Linked DNA regions of Homo sapiens: region 1 is linked to region 2. The links are chromatin loops, found by intact Hi-C in ENCODE. Cell type or tissue: OCI-LY7. All regions are shown on one strand. Each heading gives the region's core, and the rest is flanking DNA. Links, peaks and the distances in the headings are about the cores only.

Region 1 (8,332 bases), core at 184-8,183, 190 kb after region 2:
TTCCTAATGTGTAAAATATGGATAATAATACATATCTCCCTGGGTAATTTTAAGGATGGAATGAGATGACTTACTTATAGCACTTTGCACTGTATAATACCTGGCATGAAGTGAATGCATAATAAATGTCACAGTTATTATTGGAATAATTCTCAAGGCAACTAGTTATTTAATGGCAATGCCCAGGGTTCACTGAACTTAAAGTTTTTTGGCCATCAAGACTGAGTCTAGGTCGTCTTGTTCTGTGAGCCCCAGCTGCTGATGTACTTATGCTCCTCTTAGAAATAGTGCAGGCAGTAAGCAGGTGAAATTCATGAGTAGCTATCTGTTGAGATTATTTTGGCTGCAAATAATAATACCCAACTTAACATGTCTTAAATTAAGAATATTAATCGGCCGGGTATGGTGGCTCACGCCTATATTCCCAGCACTTTGGGAGGCCGAGGCTGGCAGATCATTTGAGGTCAGGAGTTTGAGACCAGCCTGGCCAACATGGTGAAACTCTATCTCTACTAAAAATACAAAAATTAGCTGGGTGTGGTGGTGCACACCTGTAATCCCAGCTACTTGGGAGGCTGAGGCAGGAGAATTGCTTGAACCTGGGAGATGGAAGTTGCAGTGAGCCAAGATTGTGCCACTGCACTCCAGCTGGGTGACAGAGTGAGACTGTCTCAAATATGTGTGTGTGTGTATATATATATATCACCTCTCATAAGAAGTATGTTCAGGGTAAGATGATCCCAGAGTTGTTTAATTAACCTGCCCAAAGATTCCACCAAGTTCCCATTTTCTTTCCTTTCTTTTCTGCCATCCTTAGCCTGTGGCTGTTAGGCTGGCTCCTTCATGATCCCAAGATGGCTGCAATAACTCCAGGCATCACATCTTTACATCACAAAATGCAAAGGTCAGAAAGAGGAAAGATGGCTCATCCTATCCTCACATCTCTTTCAAAGACAGGAAATAAATTTCCCCAAAGCCCCACCTTCCAGAAGATCTCTCATCAGTTTTTTGGGCCAGAATTTTATCAAATGTTTATCCCAGACCAGTGGTAAGGGAAATGGGCAGGGCCAGAAATTCTCAATTCTAGCTGAGAACAAATTGGGGACCTTTTAAAATAATTACAGATGTCTAGGTTCTGCCCTTAGAGGTTGATTTAATTGGGTTAAATTAAATTTAGATTTAATTTAATTTCATTTAATTGGGTGGGGCCTTGTACACACATGTGTGTGTATGTGTGTGTGTGTGAACATGTGTACACTCTGGGGAGCTCTGATGCGCATGTAACATTGAGAACCATTGGTTTAGACCATCCAAGTTTCACCTTCTGGGAGAGAGAGCATTTTAGCCTTCACTGAAGCACATGGCCACAGGATATCTGGACCAAATTGCCGTTCTAGAAAGAGGACCATGACTATTGGGTGAACATCCAAAAGAATCTGAAAGAAGCAATGGGACAGGAATGGATAACCTCTCCCACTGAGACCGTACAGTCCTGGAGTGAATGATACCCCCTAAAGGAATGAAATGCTTTCCAGTCAACCAGCACTAGAATCAGTGAAGCTGCTTATTGTTGAAAATGCATATCCCTGGGCTAAACTACAAATCCACAGTCTCTAAATCTCTGGGAGTTTGCACTTTTCACAAGATCCCTAGTTGATTCTTATGCTCACTGATGATTAAAAATAGTTGCCTAGTGGATTTCACTGCCAGCCCAATTACCACAAGCATTCTGGAAACAACAAACATCTTTTCCTAGAAAATTTAGGATATCTGGATTAGGCCATGTGGTATTGTGAAAAGAACAAGTGTTCAAATCTGACTGATCTGAGTCTGAATTCCAGTTCTGCCACCTGTACATTGCACCATTTTGGTTAACATCATCTCTTTGAGCCTCCATTGTCTTATCCACACAATCAAGAGAGTAATACCTACTTCTTAATTTTGAGATTAAATGAGATCAAGGAAATGAGAGCAGCTGACACAGATTAGGGCACAATGGATGTCAGTTAGAATTTGGGTCTTCTAACTTTCAGGCCCACACTGCCTCCCAAAATAGTTTACTGAGGTTCTTCCAAAAGCAATAGAATGGGAGCGCTATGCCCTAGGCTGCAAAGAGCCAAAGCATTGAAGTTGAGACACTTCCCCAAAGTGAAATTGCTTGGTGTTTTAGCCTTAAGGAAAAAGTCTTCCTGGGAAAGCAAAGCTAAAAAACTAAAGCTTCCTGGAGGGCCAATTTTTTTAGTCCAGATCAGAAAATGTAATGGGCCTGCTCTGGAGTCTCTGGCTTGTCTGACATGGTTGTGACCTGAATACATGATCAAAGCAACAACAGTACTGTTCCTCTGGGTTGTTAGGCAGGAACCTTGGCACGAATTGTTCAGAAAGGGTCATAGGCAGGGTTGGGTGGAAGGTTTTCTATCACTATTTAGGAAAGAGTGAAGTGTGAGGTCTGGCTGTATTCAAGGCTATGCCAGACTCCAAAGAGCCCATGCTTAACTGCTTAATGGAAGCTCTGGGCTTGGCCAGCCTCCTCCCTGTCAACCCGGTGGCCTCTCTATCTGCCTACTGTACAGGGAAAGAGTCAAGTGTAAACTAATACTTCATGTAAATGGGCTGTCAGGTCACTGAACCAGTATGTTACAGTTAATCTGTTAAAAACAGCAAGGTCCCCCATTTGTAAACATCCCCTTGATAAGCTCTTCATAGCATATACAACCTAGGAAAATGAATGGCATCCCACCAGCTGCCCTGGAGTCAATGCCCCTCTGTGCTCGTCCAGATGACCTCTCATTTCAGCTCAGCCCAGACTATCCCAGTCCAATTCATGTGGACACACCTGAGCCGAGCTCTGTACTGTTCCTGGGGTGGGGGTCAGGGGTTCCCAAGGGAGAGCCAGAGAGAACCTCCAGCTTTAAATGACTTAGATAATGGGAGATGTGGTAACTTTGGAATACTGCCTGGTGTAAAGGCCGGAATTGTGGACTGAAAAGTTACGCACCCCTGGCCTTGGATCCTAGTTCCCAAGCTCAATGCTGTATGGCTTTGCCAAGTTAATGAGTCACATCTCATATGTTTTTAACTCCTATGGATTTAACTCCATGCACGTAGTAAAAGAGAGTGAGGAGAGAGACTGCTATAAATAGTGTGGATGATTTTGACTTCCAGTCTATTCAGTGAACAATATAACCTGGAATGAGAGGTGATGTGGAACTCAGTTGTCTGAGTCAATTTTGGTCCTTGCTTGTCACTTATGCCATTAATATCTTGTGTTGGGTGTGATTCAAGTATTTAGGGCATACATAGTTGGCTATAGGACTTTTTTGCCTGGCTTGCTAACTTCAGAATCCAATCCCTGTGTAAGATTGGATTTCATTCTATCTACCCAACATAGTGGTGGCACTTGTCAGGCCATATTATGTCATTTTCCCTTTTAATGTGGGAGGCCCTGTGAGAGAAGAATCTGGTTCTTCAATTTTCCGATTCTCTTGCTTCCCTTCTCTCCCAGAACCTAGCACAGAGCCCTGTACTTAATAAATAGTAAAATTAGCACTTGGTGCCTACAGTGGTCCTCTCTGCCCCTACCTCATCCTTAAATGGAAGCAAAAGCAGGAGTACGCCAGTGTGACTCACCCTTTCTAGCCAAGGTGGTCAGCTCAGGGCTGAATCCATCTCTAGGATTACAGAACTTAAGAATAACACAGTGGCTTGGAAATGAAAGATGGAGGTAGAGCTTTTGATGGCATTCAAATCTCTGGTTCCATTGTGTCCTGGAGTTCAAACACATATCTATGCTTAAGTTCTGTGAGGCCCAGCAGCCATGTAAAAAGCTCATAGGCTTACCTAAGCTAGTTGAGGGCAGGTTTCCGTCACTGCAACTAAAATAGTCCTAAGCAACACAATAATTTAGATTATTAAATGGTCCTGTGTCACTTGCATCAAGAGTTCAAGACAGACTCATTAGCAGGGATTCTCAGAGCAGTCCTGTCTTAAGAATAAACTTTGTTTATTCTTAAATGGCCACAGAGCTGAAACAATTAGTTGATAGTCATAGGCCCAGGCCATCACTTGTTTGAACCAAACCTTATACAAGTATACTCTAGAAATGAAAATTCCTCAGGCCAACCATTGCGATGCACTGGTTACCTGTCCTCAAACATAACTAAAGGATGAAGTGTAGAGACTGTTAGCTTTGCTTTCCCAGGAGGACTTTTTCCTTAAGGCTGAAACACCAAGCAATTGCATTTTAGGGAAATGTCTCAACTTCAGTGTTTTGGTTCATTACAACCTAGGGCACGGCACTCCCATTCTATAGCTTTTGGAAAAACTTCAACAAACTATTTTGGGAGACAGTGTGGGCTTGAAAGTTAGAAGACCCAAATTCTAGTTTGCTATATGATTATGAACAATTTGCTTCGTCTCCCAGGCCCTCCATTTACTGGTTTGTAAAATGAGGGCATTAGATTAGGAATGAAACATAAGTTTTGTCTGGCCGTCTGCCTCCACACTTGCCAGCTAACTCCACTTCTACCTTCCCACCCAAATTACCATGTAATGTTCAGTGCACAAACTCACAAACTAAGGAATGAAAGAAATATTCCTTTATTTTTGTCTGAAGCCCTTCTTGTACCTGTGTGGTCTGTCTCATTTATTTTCCCAGGGTCACGAACAAGTTCTGGAAGCTTTTTAGAGAGGCAGGTCCATTTGGTCTTCACAGGCATCCATCTTCACCAGCATCCACAGAGACACCCCCATTATCCTGTTTCATCCTCAGTCATTGGTCTGAACAGGTTGCCTTGGAGATGTCTCATTGCCCTGAGTAAGGGTCCTTCAAGCCAGCAGTTCTGTCCTCTACCCCTGGGCCACTCATGACACATGTGTATCATTCTGATACTACCAAGGCAGTCAGACTTGAAGAAATCAGTGGGTTGTCTCAGTCTGATTGCTGAGACATCTCCACAACCATATCTATATTCAGACCTTGCTGCTACCCTGGTTCTGATCCAGGTGAAGAGGAATAAATCTCCCTTTCTCTTGGATCCAACAAAGTGTCTTTGGGACTCATTCCAAGAATCAAACCCAGAGCCTTTTTTCAGAGACACTGCACCTCTTCGCACTCCTCACTTTCCTTCTGACTCACTGCAATTTCTTAAATTGGAGTATCTTTATCATGCAGGTGTGCACCTCTGTGTAATTCCTTTTGTCCATTTTGCTTTCTCCTCAGTCTATTATCTATGCTGAATCTTATCAATTTCTTTCACAACCTAGGATCTTAACACTGAAAACCTAAAAAGACACTTTTTTGGCCTTTTTTTTTTTTTCATATAACTTCCCTAAAATAATGGACACTGACTGGTGCTACTTTTGATGGAATACGAAGAAGGAAGGCACACATGTAAATAAGAATATGAGAATAAAAACCCAGTTCATTTTTCTAAATATTATCCCACAACACAACAAAGTGAAGTGTGAGCTGTGCTCCAAAGGAAGCACTCTCCCCATTTGCATCAGTCGGCATCTCAGTTGCAAACAACAGAATCCACTGTGTTTTAAACAGAGAAAACATTAATTCATTGCCTTCAGAGTCTTTGGGAGGTCCAGAGAGCCATGCTCAGGGATAATGCAAGCAGGAACACTCACATCACACCCCTCCATGGTTCACAGCTGCGATCTCATGGTATTGGGGCCCAGATACCACAATTGACACCATACATGAATACGGGGCACTATTTCTAAGATCTCTGCCCCTCTGCTGAAGTGTCTCTGCCACATGCTGCTATTCTCACCCTGAAGTTGATTCTGCGTGGCACCTCCTTCCTCACATTGCTCCCTCCGGATAGAAAGAACATGTCTGATGGACAGAGCTGAGGTCATGTGCTGACCTCCTAACTGCAAGGAAGCCTGGGAAGATAAGCTTTCTGGCTTAGAACTTGAAGAGGTGGGACTCATAATGTAGGAAATTACCAGAAAGTGGGAAAGATATTCAAAAGATAATTAGTGCCATTGATAACAAGTGTCACAATGCTCTTCTTTGCAGCCAAGCTCAATATTTGACCTGCTCTAGGGAGATTTCCCTGCATAAGTCTCTATCATATGCTTCCTCTCTCCAATTTGTCATAGCCTTTATAGTCTGACACTATAGGGTTTTATTCTCACTGCTGGCTGATATGGTCTATAACACATCCGCAAGCTGGCATAGTCAGTTTAGTTTAGTCAGTGTTAGTCAGTGTTCTGACTCTAAAATAAAAGATGACTTGAGAACAACCTTGTTATGCCTGCTAACTCTGGAGACTAAATCTATGTTCCTGATTGTAATTGTATTGGTTTTGTAAAAAGACATAGTATTACCCTTTTTTTTTTTTTTTTTTCTTCTTCCATGTGCTAGGCACTTTTATAATAATAAAAGCCATTTAGGCTGGGTTCAGTGGCTCACGCCTGTAATCCCAGCACTTTGGGAGGCGGGTGCAGGCAGATCACCTGAGGCCAGGAGTTCAAGACCAGCCTGCCAACATGGTGAAACCCTGTCTCTACTAAAAATTTAAAAATTAGCCAGCCATGGTGATATGAATCTGTAAGCCCAGCTACTTGGGAGTCTGAGGCAGGAGAATCACTTGAACCCAGGAGGTGGAGGTTGTGATGAGCACTCCAGCCTGGAGTGTCACCTGGGTGACAGAGCAAGACTTCGTCTCAAAATAAAATAAAAGCCATTTATTAAACAAAGTGTCAAATGGAACATAGGTTAACTTCAGGGCTGACTGGCACCTCGGCCACCTGCCCTATGGTGAGAACAGGTTTCCAGTGGTTTGGCCACGGGTCTCTGGACACACTGACTAAAAACTTGTATTCATGCCAGGGCAACCTTCACATTCTCCAGGGGAAGGACTGTGAAGGAAAAGGTGAGGAGAAACTTACGAGGCGGAAGAGAAGATTTCATCATGCGTTAACTTGAAGAATGGGAGAAAGATTTCTAGGGAAATCTTTAGAGGGAAGTGCTGCCTGAAGCTCTGATTCTTGGATAAATTCATGTAAAAGAATGAGAACTATTGCAGATGGAAAATTTGACTGTCGAGTCAGTCCAATTATAACTGTTTTTTAGAATTTTCAGAATGAAGTTAAGAAAATTGTAGAAAACAAAAATGCACTAGAAGCACCCACAAAACCTCTATACCTTAATGGTTATACCTCACAGTTGGTATTAATATTTTTATTCTAGAACTTGTATTTATAATCTTCCATCCTTTTCACTTCATATCAGTTTGTAATGCCTTTTAAATATGGCCAAATAGTTTCATAATTATTATTTTTAATGAGTTAAAATGTTTCTTTGAGTAAATATGTCATAATTATACAACCTTTATCCTATTTTTGGAGACAGAAGGTTTCCTCAACTTTTTAGGTATGGTAAATGATGCAACTTCCATCCTCTACACTCACAGATGAGTCTTCCTGCCCACCCTGTATTTGCTCAGTCTCAGGCAAAGCTGCATCACCCATTCTGTCTCAGGCCATTACCTCCACATGTGTTGCCAGTCTCCTGCCTGTATGAGGTCTTATAGAGTATTCAATCCCCTATCTCTCCTATATTTTCAACTCTTAAACACCTCCAGTCATGTGTGAGGCTTTCCTGTCTTAAAATAAAAGGCTCCCTTGGCCTTGATTCTCCCTCTTGACCCTAGAAACCCTCCACTCGAGCCCGGGTTGCATCTCAGGGCATCCTGGCTCCTGTCCCCTCCAGCCCATGGGAACTGCCCTTGCAAAGGCCCCCAGAGGGCTCATGCTGACCTTTCTCAGGCTATATCATAAGACTTGGCTTCTTCATCTTATGATATCCCTGCATCCTTGGCTTCTGCTCCTCTCCAATGGCTCTGTGTCTTCAGTCTCTATCTCCTTGCACATGTCTGCCTTTCCTTACATATTGGTTCTCCCAAGGATCCCATTCTTGGTTTACTTCTCACCCAAGAGATGTTCTCTCTTTCTCTGGAGTTTTATTCATTCTCAGTTTCAACCACTCTTGGTGTCTTAGTCAGGAGTCTCCAGAGAAACAGAGCCAATTAGATAGATAGATAGATAGATAGATAGATAGATAGATAGATAGATAGATAGATGACAGATAATCTAGGAGATTAATTATGGGAATCCGCTCATGTGATAATGGAGGCTGAGACACCCCAAGGTACTACTGTCTTCAAGGAGGAGAATCAGCAAAGTCAGTGGTGTCATTTGGTCTAAGTCTTGAGAAACTGGGAGGTGGCTGATATAAGTCCTGGAATCCAAAGGCCTGAGAACCAGTAGCTCCAAGGGCAGGAGAAGATGGATGACCCAGCTCAAGGAGAGA
Region 2 (8,332 bases), core at 199-8,198:
TTCTATCACTGATGGGCATTTAGGTTGATTTCATGTCTTTCCTATTGTGAGTAGTGCAACAGTGAACATATAGGTCCATATGCCTTTATGTTAGGACAATTTATATTTCTTTGGGTATATGCCCAGTAATGGGATTGCTGGGTCAAATGGTAATTCTATTTTTAGCTCCTTGAAGAATCCCCACACTGCTTTCCACAGTGGCTGAACTAATTTACTCTCCCACCAACAGTGTATAAGTGTTCATTTTTCTCCAGCTTCTGTTTTTTGACTAGTAATAGCCGTTATGACTGGTGTGAGATGTTATCTCATTGTGAGTTTGATTTGCATTTCTCTAATAAGTGATACTGAGCTTTTTTTCATATGCTTGTTGGTTGCATGTATGTCTGCTTTTGAAAAGTGTCTGTTCATGTCCTTTGCCCACTTTTCAATGGAGTGTTTGTTTTTTGCTTGTAAATTTAAGTTCCTTATATATGCTAGATATTAGACTTTTGTCAGATGCATAGTTTGCAAATATTTTCTCCCATTCTGTAGGATTTGCTCTGTTGTTTCTTTACTCTGTTGTTTTGTTTATTCTGTTGATAGTTTCTTTTGCTGTACATAAGCTCTTAAGTTTAATTAGATCCCGTTTGTCAATTTTTGCTTTTGTTGCAATTGCTTTTGGCATCTTCATCATGAAATCTTTGCCCATTCCTATGTTCAAAATTGTATTGCCTAGTTTTCTTCCAGGACTTTTGTAGTTTTGGGTTTTACATTTAAGTCTTTAATCATCTTGAGTTGATTTTTATATGTGGTGTAAGGGAAGGGTCCAATTTTAATCCTCTGTATATGGCTAGCCAGTTATCCCAGTACCGCTTATTGAATAGGGTGTTACTTCCCCATTGCTCATTTTTATCTGCTTTATTGATGATCAGATGATTGTAGGTGTGTGGCCTTATTACTGGGCTCTCTATTCTGTTCCATTGGTCTATATGTCTGTTTTTGTACCAGTACCACACTGTTTTGGTTACTGTAGCCCTGTAGTATAGTTTCAAGTCAGTTAGTATGATGCCTCCAGTTTTGTTCTTTTTGCGTAGGGATCGCCTTGGCTATTCAGGCTCTTTTTTGGTTCCATATGAATTTTAAAATAGTTTTTTCTAGTTCTGTGAAGAATCTCATGATAGTTTAATAGGAATAGCATTGAATCTAGAAATTGCTTTGGGCAGTATAACCATTTTAATGCTATTGATTCTTCCTATCCATGAGCATGGAATGTTTTTACATTTGTTTGTGTCCTCTCTGATTTCTTTGAGCAGTGTTTTGTGGTTCTTATCATAGAGATCTTTCACCTACCTAGTTAGCTGTATTCCTAGGTATTTTATTCTTTTGTGGCAGCTGCGAATGGGATTACATTCCTGATTTGGCTCTTGGCTTGGCTGTTGTTGGTGTATAGGAATGCTAGTGATTTTGGCACATTAATTTTGTCTCTTGAGACTTTGCTGAAGTTGTTTATCAGTTGAAGGAATTTTGGGCAGAGATTATGGGGTTTTCTAAATATAGAATCATGTTGTCTGCAAACAGGGATAGTTTGACTTCTTCTCTTCCTATTTGGATGCCCTTTATTTCTTTCTATTACCTGATCACCCTGGCCAGGACTTCCAATACTACGTTAAATAGGAGAGGTGAGAGAGGACATCCTTGTCTTATTCTGATTTTCAAATGGAATGCTTCCAGCATTTGCCCATTCAGTATGATGTCAGCTGACATCACTCTTTTTAAATTTTCTTCATAGTATTTATTACCACCTGATGTTTTTTTCATTGTTTTGTTTAGGCATTTGTCTATTTATAGGTGTTCTTCCAACAGAATGTAGCCTGTGGAGAGTAGGAGTTTACAAGACCTTGAACTACAGATCCTAGAATAATGCCTAACACAAAATAAGAACTAGCTGGAAATTTCCCAAGGAGAACTTGGCTTAGCACTGCAAGGGCTTTCAGAATAGTGTTTTAGAGAAAAAAATATATAATAAATCCAGAAGACTTTCATTTTGTTTCACAAGCATCTGAAACTCAGCACAAGCAATTGACCACAGCATGTTTCTCTTTACCTATTCAAGCTGGCTCCTCCCCCTGCTCTCCTCCTCAAGCCCCCGAATACAAATGCCATCCACCCACTGTCAAATAGACAACCTAAATAAGAAAATAAAACCCTTCCAGGCGCGGTGGCTGTAATCCCAGCACTTTGGGAGGCTGAGGCGGGCGGATCACTTGAGGTCAGGAGTTCGAGACCAGTCTGGCCAATGTAGTGAAACCCCTTCTCTACTAAAAATACAAAAATTAGCCAGGCGTGGTGGTGCATGCCTGTGGTCCCAGATACTCAGGAGTCTGAGGCAGGAGAATCGCTTGAACCCGGGAGGCAGAGGTTGCAGTGAGTCGAGATTGTGCCACTTCACTCCAGCTTGGGTGAGAGAGTGAAACTGAGGTTTGTTTTCAGTGCCGGAAATTTCTGATCTTTAGGGTGAAATACCTCAGTTTCTATCATGAATAAATTAGTTTCTAAAAAACCATTCCTAGCCGGGTGCGGTGGGTCACGGCTGTAATCTCAGCACTTTGGAAGGCTGAGGTGGGCGGATCACCTGAGGTCAGGAGTTGGAAACTAGACTGGCCAACACGGTGGAACTCCATCTCTACTAAAAATACAAAAATTAGCCAAGCGTTGTGGCGGGCACCTGTAATCCTGGTTACTCGGGAGGCTGAGGCAGGAGAATCACTTGAACCCGGGAGACGGAGGATGCAGTGAGCCGAGATTGCGCCATTGCACTCCAGCCTGGGTGACAAGAGTGAGACTCCATCTCAAAAACAAAAACAAAAACAAACAAAACAAAACAAAACAAAACATTCCTTTGGCGCCAATAAAACACACAGGGATGCCTGTGCCCTAAATGATCATCCAGCGAGAGCTCTGGTTATATACTCACAGCAAGCAGCTGTGGAATGCAGGATAGGGTAGGAGGTGGGCCAGGGGCTTGCTGTGGCCTCCGTTCTGAAACCGATCCCAACACGCCCGCGTCCTGCTCCAGTCCCTTCCCCTTGGCCCTGGAGCGAGGTGAGTCTTCAATGGAGGTGTTGATCGTGCCTGGGTGAGTTTTTAAAATGAAACATCTCCGCTGTTAGATCTCTGGCAGCGCGAGGCTGTGTACACGAAACTAGAAGCAAAACAGTCCGTTTCGTGTACTACTTATTCCAGTACCTCCCCATAAAAGTACGCACAACCCTAGAGGGATGCCCGCTAGGTGGCGCTCGTCCTCCACCATACCCAGGAGGGTTCGAGGCTGGCACGTCTTTTTAACACCCTGAGGGGTGATCTCCAACCCTGGCTTTTTAGGTAAGAAAACTAAGCCCCAAAGAGGGTCTTGCGTGAGGTCGCTTGGCTACGTCTCAGAACCGCGCGCACAATCTGGTTTCTGAACCTAATGAGTTTCCATCACCTGGCTGTCTCCCTCTACACACGGTTTAGTTTGTTGATTATAATAAAATGGTGTGTTTCCTTCTTTCTACACAACGAGGTTTACGTTCAGATCCGCAGGCCTTGGTGTGATTTGTTTTCAAATGCGTGGAACAGAAAAAAAGTCATTAGATTTGTCTGACTAAATTTTTTCTTTGATTACCTTAAATCCGAACGAAGCTCCTTTTCCAATGAATAAGCAATTAAAAATGGGTAAGGTCTATGATGGGAAACAATTAATAAGGTTAATGAGAAAAGCCGATTAGAGTAGAAAATCCAACTGGATTTGACATCAGACAAAGCCTGATTTAAATCCTGACAGCCACTTACTGATAGTCAGGAGTCTCAGTTTCTTCATCTGTAAAACGGGCATAACAATGTTTTCTACTCATTCCAATCCCAGGGGTGTGTACATTCAATGAAACAATAGGCTTTGGTTCCTGGCACACTGTCAGTGAGCAATATTTGTTAAAATATAAAACTACCTTTTATATTATTATTTATAGTATTATAAGCTGGCCAGTTACAATACAGCCTCTCTCTGCAGTCTGATATATTTTGATCGTGTGCATGAAAAACGCTGCAGGGCGCTGGATTACTCAGGAACGCAGGCGCGGGTGCTGGACGCTTGGGATGCTTAGGCGGTTTGGATCGCCCTCGGGAGTCTGCGGATTGGGACCGACGGTCAGTGCTGGGCGCGACCTCTGCCTGGACCTGGCTCTGGGGAGCCGGCAACGCTGCCCCTCCCTCCCCTCGCCCCCGCCCCCACCCCAAACACACACACACACCCTTCACTTGCTCACTCAGTGAAGCACCGGGTTCAGAAGGCACCGGGTCCAAACCCTCGTTTTAAAGGACTGGAAGCTAGAGAAGGCAGGTGACTTCAATCAAGGTCACCGGCATCTGAGGGACGAACCCCGCATGGCCTTTCGTTGCTGGGCAGCACCCGGCGCGCGCGACCTCCGGCCGCTGGCGTCAGGGAAGGCGGCCCAGGGCACAGGTGGCGGGCGTCGGGGGCGAGGCGCGCGGTGGCGCAGCCAGGAAATCCCGAGCCCACTGGGCGCCCCCCTCGGGAGCGCGGGCACGTGTGCAGCAGTTTACTGCGCGCCCCCGAGGGCCGGGGCTTCCCCTTCCCCGCCCCCTTGGCTTTCGCAGTCAAATCCCGCTCTCCGCCCGCCGCCCGCGGAAGTCTCACCGCGCAGCAGCACCCCCAGCCCGGGCGGTTCCGGGGACCGAAGGGCGCGGCACGTAGGGGGCCCGTAGGATCCAAACTGCGGAGGAGAAGCAGGAGGAGGGAGGAGGAAGAAGACAAAGGTGTGGAGGAGGAGGGGAGGGAGGAAGAAGGAAGAGAGGCAGAAGACTAGGAAAAAATGGGCCCGTGGGCGCGGAGGGGGCGCGGCGGGGTAGAGAGGCGCGGACGCTGAGCGAGCCCGGTGCCTCTCGAAAGCCTCACCGGCCGCCCGGCCGGGCCGCGCAGCTCCGCCAACTCCCGGGCCGGCCCAAGCCGGAGCGTGGCGCCCGTCGGGAGGTTGCAGAGTTCCTGGAGCTCACAGCTGAGCCCGAAGGAAGTCGCCCTCGATGGGCAGGAAGCGGGACCCAGGCACGCCCGCGCGGTCGCGTCCAGATCTGCCGTCCTCCGACAGGCGCAGGCCTGCTGCGCCTTCGCCACACACCGCCACTCTGGGCCTGGACTCCGTAGTTACGCCGGGATATCTCTGGGCATACAACCACCTCCCCTTCCCCACAGTCTTTTCATCTCCACCCGACCCCTTGCTAGGAGCAGCTTCTAGTTGCAGCTCAAGACCCGCGAGTTCACCCTCCGCGCCAAGCACCCAACTCCCGGCTCTGCCTACAGTCACCCACAGACCTAATGATCGACTAAGCGCCGTAATGGCCCGAGATGACACCAGGAGACTCCCTTGCTGTGCGCCTCCGGAAGACGCGGAACGTAGCCCCTTTCTCACACTCCTGGGACACAAAAATACCCGACAACTCAAAGTCGCCAAACCACATCTTTTCATGCTTTGAAGACTTCTGCCCAAGGCTGTGGCAGGAGTATGTCCAACTGTGATTTGGGATTCTTTTTAAACATCGAATCAAAGGGAAGAGGGGAGGGATTCGCAACTAAATGGTAGTTGTTTTCAAGCAAGTCTTTACGTAGCCCCAAACCTACTCTAGTATTCGGTGATTCAGCCCCAAAACATCTCTGCCTGCCTTTATGTTCGGATCTCACTCCATTATTTGTCAGCACCAAGTACTAAACCCACAAAGCGATCGCTGTACGGGACACCAAACCCATACCTGCCCGTCCCCTACCTTCCAGGCAACCAGTGTCAATCTCCTCACTATACATAATTCCCAACATCCCTGCCCGAAGTGAGGAGAACGGTAATTTAAATAATACAGCGGGGGAGGAGAGGACACACTGTTTTTGAAAGACTGTAAGCATTCTGCTGTTCCACTCTGCGTCCTTACACTTGCTGAGCACTGACACCAAATTTAAATGGCGTTCCTTCAAAACTGATGTAATTGTAAAGAGCTGTAAAGGGCAATGACCTCAAGTGGATGTTTTTTCCCAGGTACCCTACAAGGTTTGCACAAAGCAAGAAAGCATCATGTAACCGAAATGCTGAAAAGTATAGATGCTGCAAAACCTCATTCTGAGACTGAGAACTATGAATAGTCAGTGTATTTCCTTCTGCGGTGCAGAAAAAGAACAACCAAAAAGAAAGCAACAAGGGGAGATGTTATTTATTTTAATGACACCAAAACTACCAATCCTAGCAATTTAATAAATTAAAATCATAGTCCTTTAAATGTATTTAATGGTTCAAGTTTGTGTATTTGGTGTTAACTCTCTGGTAAAGTTTATGGAAAACAGTGAAGTACGTTAATTGAGCAAATTTTATATTAAAAAAGGAATAACACATTTTAAAATGTTTTTATATACCCACAATATTTGTGTTTCTTAGCTTGGTTCCTACTATTACATAATACAATGCATTTCTTATTTTTTAAAGAGCAAAAAGTGTTGTCACTTCTGGATCACTTTATGGTAATTCCTAGGTATACTTCTAAGCAAACAAACATATCTATTTATAATTTTATTCAACTCACAAGTAAGAGATATTTAAAAAAAACAAATTGAAAGTTTTTTTTTTCTTCCTGATGCAAAACTTAACAAACTCCAATTAAATTCAATATTGGTCTGCCAGGGAAACGACCATAAAATTTACAGAAATTCTCCCAAAGATGCCTTTCAATTCTTCTCCTGACTTTAGTTCTAACTATACCATTTTTTTATAATTCCTCTATAAAAATCGAATCAAATCAAAGACGACGAGGAAAGAAAAATATTTCTAGAGTGATCTTAATTAACTGATCATTTCAGCAAAGAGCATTAGCAATGAAGAAGCGGCGAAACTGTAGGGAGAAAAAAAAGGATGCATTTTGTTCTTCGTGTTTATAATCCTTCCTAGAGAACAGAAACTACGAGCATGATTTATGGAACTGCATTATCTTGGATTTTCTCCGCAGATTTGACTCAACTTAGTATCAGTGTTCTGTTAAAGCGCTGGAATAAGTGGATACATCTGCAGAGGTAAGAAACGTGGTTTGGGTCGGATGAGCCTCCTTGTTGCTGGAGGGTGCTTCGAGGACCAGGCTTAGGAGAGAAGGGGTTAAGTCAGACCCTGTCTTTAGCGGCGCAACGTGCCCAGTTTTGTCTGTTAAAGTCAACGTCGCCCAACTGGAGCCAGCCAATGGACGGCCGGGAGCGCCCGGGACAGCCCAGTGGAGGGGTGTGGCCTCAGGCTGTCACTCAGCAGTGAGGAATGACACCCGGGCGGGAGGGGGGTGGTACAGTGGAACGCAAGGGAAGGAAAGAGAAAAGAAACAGATAAAACCAGGGCAGGGGGTAAAAAAGTTCCCCGCGCCTCTCGGAATCCAGCGGCCGCGGCCGCGGCTACCGCCGCCGCCGCCGGGGGTGGGCTCCGGAAGAGCCTGCCCAGCAGGGAAGGGGAGGACGGGCCAGGAGCGAAATCCTGCAGGCGAGGAAGGGACAGACGCGCAAAGAAAAAGTGACTCGGGCTGTGCGCCCCGGCGGCGCTCGGGAGGGGACTGCTGCCACGGAGGGGCCCCCGCCAATCCTCCTTCACGTCCCCCGAGGGGGCAGACCCCAGCCCGCCCCTAAGGGCGAGAAGCGATGAGATAATCCAGCTGAGCTGCGAAAGGAGAGCGTCTGGCTCTGGATTCGGGGGGAGGGGGTCTCCGGGCGGGGTGGGCCTCTAAGGTGGGGGCGAGGGTCGGCGCTGATCCTGGGACGGAGTGGGGCGGGAGCTGCTGGGCCGCGCAGCAGTGGGCGGCGGCGGCCTCGCACACCCAGCTCACTCGCGCTGCGGCCGCCGGCGCTCTCTGTCCCGCTCGGAGCTGCTCGGCGCCCCAGCTGCCCGCCCCGCCGGCCGCTCCTGCCCGCGGCGCAGATGGCTGTGCGCGGCGCCAACACCTTGACGTCCTTCTCCATCCAGGCGATCCTCAACAAGAAAGAGGAGCGCGGCGGGCTGGCCGCGCCAGAGGGGCGCCCGGCGCCCGGGGGCACAGCGGCATCGGTGGCCGCGGCTCCCGCTGTCTGCTGTTGGCGGCTCTTTGGGGAGAGGGACGCGGGCGCGTTGGGGGGCGCCGAGGACTCTCTGCTGGCGTCTCCTGCCGGTACCAGAACAGCTGCGGGGCGGACTGCGGAGAGCCCGGAAGGCTGGGACTCGGACTCCGCGCTCAGCGAGGAGAACGAGAGCAGGCGGCGCTGCGCGGACGCGCGGGGGGCCAGCGGGGCCGGCCTTGCGGGGGGATCCTTGAG

Evidence for each region. Peaks named below come from ENCODE experiments on the same cell type or tissue, not always from the same donor. Only the 100,000 strongest peaks of a DNase experiment are listed, where the experiment ranks them.
Region 1: a loop joins it to region 2, with 2.5 times the contacts of the local background. A loop is called at or near these places in 2 of 110 quality-filtered maps.

The regions. Positions count from the first base shown.
Region 1 is chr4:13,349,915-13,358,246 of GRCh38, reverse strand. No RefSeq gene overlaps it. Among named protein-coding and RNA genes, the nearest start is that of RAB28, 130 kb to the left of the region's middle. In OCI-LY7, for the core only: no CTCF peak of the experiment used is centred there; no DNase peak of the experiment used is centred there.
Region 2 is chr4:13,544,044-13,552,375 of GRCh38, reverse strand. It overlaps NKX3-2 (NK3 homeobox 2), which reads left to right and starts at 7,868. Exons shown (of 2, transcript NM_001189.4): 1 at 7,868-8,332. The coding sequence starts at 7,962. LINC01096 (long intergenic non-protein coding RNA 1096) reads left to right here and starts at 4,552. Exons shown (of 1, transcript NR_015450.1): 1 at 4,552-6,300. RefSeq lists enhancers at 3,077-3,371, 4,741-5,241, 5,242-5,742 and silencers at 4,416-4,715, 4,906-5,025. In OCI-LY7, for the core only: CTCF peaks have their summits at 3,060 and 3,271 (motif pointing right); DNase peaks (open chromatin) are centred at 3,275, 4,595 and 7,255; H3K4me3 peaks cover 3,269 bases.